2 separate regions of the Homo sapiens genome follow, and region 1 is linked to region 2. Evidence: chromatin loops called from intact Hi-C (ENCODE). Cell type or tissue: heart left ventricle. All regions are shown on one strand. Links, peaks and the distances in the headings refer to the core of each region. The heading gives the core; the rest is flanking DNA. Region 1 overlaps MED29 (mediator complex subunit 29). Region 2 holds the start of SUPT5H (SPT5 homolog, DSIF elongation factor subunit).

The links. Peaks named below come from ENCODE experiments on the same cell type or tissue, not always from the same donor. Only the 100,000 strongest peaks of a DNase experiment are listed, where the experiment ranks them.
Region 1: it touches region 2 in a loop (2.0-fold over the local background); 31 of 110 quality-filtered maps call a loop at or near these places.

The regions. Positions count from the first base shown.
Region 1 is chr19:39,396,825-39,399,685 of GRCh38, forward strand. It overlaps MED29 (mediator complex subunit 29), which reads left to right. Exons shown (of 4, transcript NM_017592.4): 4 at 633-2,861. The coding sequence ends at 875. Among named protein-coding and RNA genes, the nearest start is that of MED29, 6.9 kb to the left of the region's middle. RefSeq lists an enhancer at 1,497-1,546. In heart left ventricle, for the core only: a CTCF peak has its summit at 1,003 (motif pointing right); DNase peaks (open chromatin) are centred at 1,007 and 1,737; H3K4me3 peaks cover 461 bases; H3K27ac peaks cover 1,894 bases.
Region 2 is chr19:39,443,812-39,446,709 of GRCh38, forward strand. SUPT5H (SPT5 homolog, DSIF elongation factor subunit) reads left to right here and starts at 1,771. Exons shown (of 30, transcript NM_001111020.3): 1 at 1,771-1,826; 2 at 1,993-2,154. The coding sequence starts at 2,080. RefSeq lists enhancers at 1,014-1,811, 1,571-1,840, 1,812-2,608, 1,981-2,200. In heart left ventricle, for the core only: no CTCF peak of the experiment used is centred there; DNase peaks (open chromatin) are centred at 1,710 and 2,150; H3K4me3 peaks cover 2,261 bases; H3K27ac peaks cover 1,691 bases.

The DNA.
Region 1 (2,861 bases), core at 1-2,500, 47 kb before region 2:
GACCAGCATGGCCAATGTGGTGAAACCTTGTCTCTACTAAAAATAAAAAAAAAATTAGCCGGGTGTGGTGGCGGGTGCCTGTAATCCCAGCTACTCGGGAGGCTGAGGCAGGAGAATCACTTGAACCTGGGAGGCGGAGGTTGCAGTGAGCTGAGATCGTGCCATTGCACTCCAGCCTGGGCAACAAAACCGAAACTCCATCTCAAAAAAAAAAAAGAAAGTAGTACCTAGAGCAGCCAGAGAAGCAGGCAGAAAACCAGGGGTGAGATGCCACTGCCAACACCAGGCCTGGAGCCAGGGCAGTAACAATGATAGTAGCTAACAGTTCTTGGCACTTTAAACAGTGTGCCAGGACCCGTGCCTGTGTCTCATACACCTGCTCTCACTGTTCTCACCTTATGAGGTAGGAAGAGGTGGTTATTAAACCCGTTTTCCAAAGGAGGAAACTGAGGCTCAGAGAAGAGTAGCCGCCATGCCCCCAGGTTCCCCAGCAAATGACTGGCAGGGCCAACCTCTGACTCTAAGACCTGGGAAATCCAGAGGCCAAGCCGACAACCCCCAGCTGGCCCTTGGGGTGGGGTAGAATGACCTCGGGTGGAGCTGATGCTGTCCCCTTGCCTGCCTGTCCACAGCGCCTGGCGCATGAGTGCCTGTCACAGAGTTGTGACAGTGCCAAGCACTCTCCAACGTTGGTGCCCACAGCCACCAAGCCCGACGCAGTGCAGCCTGACAGCCTCCCCTACCCACAGTACCTGGCGGTCATCAAAGCCCAGATTTCCTGTGCCAAGGACATTCACACCGCCCTGCTGGACTGTGCCAACAAGGTCACGGGCAAGACACCCGCACCACCTGCTGGCCCTGGGGGCACTCTGTGAAGTGGGGGACAGGGAGTGGGGCAGGCAGTGGTTGGTGGGTGGTGTGCAAAGGGAATGAAGAGCGTCCTGGGCCTAAACACAGCAGCCTCCTCTCTTCCTGCCTGAGCACCGCAGCGGGAGCCAGCAGGGGGCAGCAGAGGCCAACAGGGAGCTCGCAGGCCGGGCCCCTGCGTCCCTGCCCCTTCTTCCTGCTCCCCCTCCTAGCCTAGGGTAGACTTTGAACTGTGTGTGTTGATGACTTCTCTGTTCCACAGGCCCTCCCCCATTCTTGCCTGGGTGTGGAGCCCTGGCTGTCCCCTCTCCCTCAGTCCTTCCTGACTGTCTCCAGCTGGGAGGTGGTCTCTGTGTGCCACTCCTCTGTGTCTCTATTACAGTTGTGTCTCTCTCATCCTGTCTCTTTTTCCCTTGTTTCTCTGTTCCTGTTAATGTGTTTCTCCCCATGGTCCTATTTCTCTCACTCTGACCTCTCTCTCTTAGTCCCCTTTAGCTGTCTTCTATCCCCAGCTCCTAACTGGGACTCTGTGTCTATGCAGGGGGCCAGCACCCCTGGGTTATCTGGGGCTAAGGGAAGGGACTTCATTTCCAGGGGCCACAGCCAAGCCCAGAGTCCCCCAGCGGCTCGCATGTCAGCCCAGACCCCAGGGTCCTTGGCCTAGGAGAGGAGCAGTGGAGGGGCCCAGGCTCTGAGCTCCACAGGTCTGAGCAGGGAGCAACTCAGGCCCCCACCCAAGCCTGCGTCAGCGGAACTTGAGTGAGGGGCGTTGTGCAATTTGTGGCAAGGCTGGCCCAGCTGGATGCCTGGGTCCCAGTATTTTTAGCCCCAAAGGAGAAGTGAAAAGGCCCCAGCCGGGGTGAATCATCAGTCCTGGGGAAGAACCCAGGCGCCTGAGCCCCAGCTCCGGGAAGCAGGCACTGGGGAGGGGGCTTCAAGGAGGGAGTGCCCCCTCAGACTCCCTGCTTCCCTGGAAGCTTCAGGAAGCTCAGCCTCAGCCTTCAGGCCTGAGCAAGTGCAGGGCGGAGCTACCAGCCCAGGCTCAGATGTTGGGGTGTGAAAGCCTCAAGTGACTCAGCCTGGTTGGAGAACTGCCCCACCCAGTATCTTCTGTGCCATGGTTCCCACATTCGCACTCCATGGCCTCCTGTCCTGGACCCCACGTCTGCAAGGAAACCCTAGGACCATGGATACCTCTGTGATTCACGCTGAGCCCAAGTCCCCACACTGGAAAACTGGGAAATGGCCAGCTGTGTGTCCCAGGAAATTCCTCCCCTTATTCTTCCTTGAAGTGCCCGAGCATGTAGGGCAAGAAGGAAGGCTGAAGCGCTGTCCCTAGGAGGAATTTCTCCTTCAGGGGAGCCTCAGTTTTGCCCATTTATCTAATTGAATCAGTTTTTTACCCAATCCCCCGATTTTGTAGGATAATCTCCCTTATCTAAAGTCAACTGATTATGGACTTTAATCACATCTACAAAACACTTCCATGGCGACAGCTAGATGAGTGTTTGAATAACTGGGACTGTAGCCCGTCCAAGTTGACACATAAAACTGACCATCGGGCCGGGGGCGGTGGCTCACGCCTGTAATCCCAACACTTTGGGAGCCCGAGGCGGGCGGATCACAAGGTCAGGAGTTCGAGACCAGCCTGGCCAACACGGTGAAACCCCGACTCTACTAAAAATACAAAAAATTAGCCGGGTGTGGTGGCACACACCTGTAGTCCCAGCTACTCGGGAGGCTGAGGCAGGAGAATCGTTTGAACCTGGGAGGCAGAGGTTGCAGTGAGCCAAGATCACACTATTGCACTCCAGCCTGGGCGACAGGGCAAGACTCTGTCTCAAAAAAAATAAAAAACTGACCATCTAGTCCTTGTCATCTGGGCACCCTCACACATCTCCTTAACCACACTTAATCTCCAAATAAGTACGATAACATAGTCATAGTCCCACCCAACATGATGCAGTTATCTTGCATACAACTGAAGACAACTA
Region 2 (2,898 bases), core at 243-2,742:
GTGAGCCACCGCGCCCGGTGGAGAATCCTTTCTTTTTTTGAGATGGAGTCTAGCTCTGTTGCCCAGGCTGGAGTGCAGTAGCACGATCTCGGCTCACTGCAAGCTCGGCCTCCCGGGTTCACGCCATTCTCCTGCCTCAGCCTTACGTGTAGCTGGGACTACAGGCGCCCGCCACCACGCCCAGCTAATTTTTTTTTGTATTTTTAGTAGAGATGGGGTTTCACCGTGTTAGCCAGGATGGTCTCGGTCTCCTGACCTCGTGATCCACCCGCCTCGGCCTCCCAAAGTGCTGGGATTACAGACGTGAGCCACCGCGCCCGGCCCAGGTGTGTCATACTTATGTGAGAAATTTTACCAATGTGTCCTGAGGCTTCTTTTTTTTTTTTTTTTTTTTGAGACTGAGTCTCACTCTCGCCCAGGCTGGAGTGCAGTGGCGCGATCTCGGCTCACTGCAAGCTCCGCCTCCTGGGTTCACGCCATTCTCCTGCCTCAGCCTCCCGAGTAGCTAGAATCACAGGCACATGCCACCACGCCCGGCTAATTTTTTTGTATTTTTAGTAGAGACGGGGTTTCACCATGTTGGCCAGACTGGTTTCGAACTCCTGACCTCAGGCAATCTGCCCGCCCCGGCCTCCCAATGTGTTGGGATTACAGGCATGAGCCACCGCGACTGACATAGACTTCTGATTTTTAAAATTTCCCCTATCAGGTTAATTTTTCAATTTTTAAAAATTTAAGTTTTAATTTTTTTTTTTTTTTTTTTTTAGAGACAGGGTCTCTATTACCCAGTCTGGAGTGCAGTGGTGCAATCATAGCTCACTGAAGCCTCAACATGGGTTCAAGTGATCCTCCCACCTTAGCCTTTGGAGTAGCAGGGACCACAGGCACACGCCACCACACCACATTAAAAAAAACACAAAAATTGGATACATGGGGTCTCAATTTGTTGCCCATGCTAGTCTCAAATACCTGGCCTCAGGTGATCCTCCCGCCTCAGCCTCCCAAAGCGCTGGGATTACAGGCGAAGGTTCATTTTTCATCTCTCCATTACACCTGTCCACTCTGCCATCACTCGTCAGCCGTCATTACTAATAGATAAATTCGCCTTTAAATGAACTTAGGAAGCCTGGAAAGAAAAATAGGGACTTGGGCCGGGCGCGGCAGGTTATGCCTGTGATCTCAGCACTTTGGCAGGACGAGGCCGGAGGATGGCTTTTTAGTTTGAGTTAGAGGAGTTTGAGACCAGGCCGGGCAACAGCCCGACTCTACCAAAAAAAAAAAAAAAGTACAAAAAGAAAGAAAAAGAAGGAAAAACCAGGGCTTCACGGTCACTCAGACTTGGCGAGGAGGCTTGGGTCTGCCGCTTTCCACTGAGTTTTTCTGAGCTTCAGCGTTCTCTCCAAAACGGGGATACGGATCTCCTGGGGATGCTTTAGAGGGCCTAGGAGATAAAGCCTTGTTTCTTTTATAATTTGCTATTCGCTGATTTCGCCGCCTCCTCGCAGCTTGGCCTACCGCGCTAGTGTTCCGGACTAACGAACAAACGGCTCACTAAATTCAAACATGAGTTTCAGCCTGGTCGCCGAGCCGGCGGGTAGAAAAAACCTTTCCCCTCCTAACCCTCCGCAGATGTCGGCCCCGCACTCCGCCCAGGCCAGCCCTGCCTCTCTCAAGATGGCGACCTGGAAGTGCGTCGCCCGTGCCAGCCCCGGAAATCTCGTGTTAGGCGAGGTCAACGGGTAGGTTCTCGCGAGAGGACCCGTCAGCCCCAGTCAGGCGTCGTGCGAACAGCAGCTGGTACCGAAGGCGGAGGTGGAGCCCGAGAGGTAAGTGCGTGTGCAGAGGTGGCAGTTCCGGGCGCCGGGGAGGTGTAGAGAACAGATTCGGAAACTGGGGAGGTCTAGCATGTGGCGTAGGAGGGGGTCCTCACTCCGCTTCGCGATTGCCAAAACGAGCCTGCCGGAAGCGCCCTAAGGGGTTTTCTTCTCCCAGGGAACCAGCGGGGAAACTGAGGCTCGGGGTGGAGCGCAGGATTGTGGGACGCGCCAAGGCTGCTGTCTTTCCCAGCAGCAGCGGAAGATGTCGGACAGCGAGGACAGCAACTTTTCCGAGGAGGAGGACAGCGAGCGCAGCAGTGACGGCGAGGAGGCCGAGGTCTGTGGCTGGGGCGCTGGGGGAGACATTGCGTCTGGGGACAGGACTCCGGGCAGAAAGGCCCCTGTGGGAGGCTCGAGGGGTTCACAGCGGGCTCTGGCTTCTGGGAACTCCCAGATTGTCTCAAGAGATAGAGAATTAGGCAAGTCGAAGTCAAGCAAAGGGACAGGTTCTGGAGGCCAGAAATGGGTCAGGTCCAGTGAGATAACAGGTGATGTTTTGAAAGTTTACTCTGTGTGCATATAGTAAGCACTTAGCATTAGTTTTTTTTTTTAGTTATGTCTAGTCATTCCATAACTATATTTGTAGTGCCTACTATGTACCAGGCGCAATTCTTTGCTCTTAGGGTACACCAGTAAACAAAAAGATTTTAAAAATGTCTGCCTTCGGGAATGTAAATAAATATAGCCAAGGAATAAACTATATAGTAAGCTGGAAGGTACTCTGGAGAAAAGAACAGAAAAGGGGAATGGAGAGTCCTGGTTGCTCTTGAAATAGGGTCATCAGCATGAGTCTGAGGGGTGACATTTGAGCAAAAACTTGTTGGAGGTGAGGGAGTGAGTCGTGGTTAGCTGGAAGTGTAGTGTTCCAGTGAGGGGGACCAGCAGGTGCAGAGATGGGAGTGTGTCCGCCGTGTTCAGGGATTAACGAGGATTTGAGAGGCCAAGCTGGGAGGATCACTTGAGCCCAGAAGTTTGAGAGCAATCTCGGTAACACAACGGGACCCTGTCTCTACAAAAATAT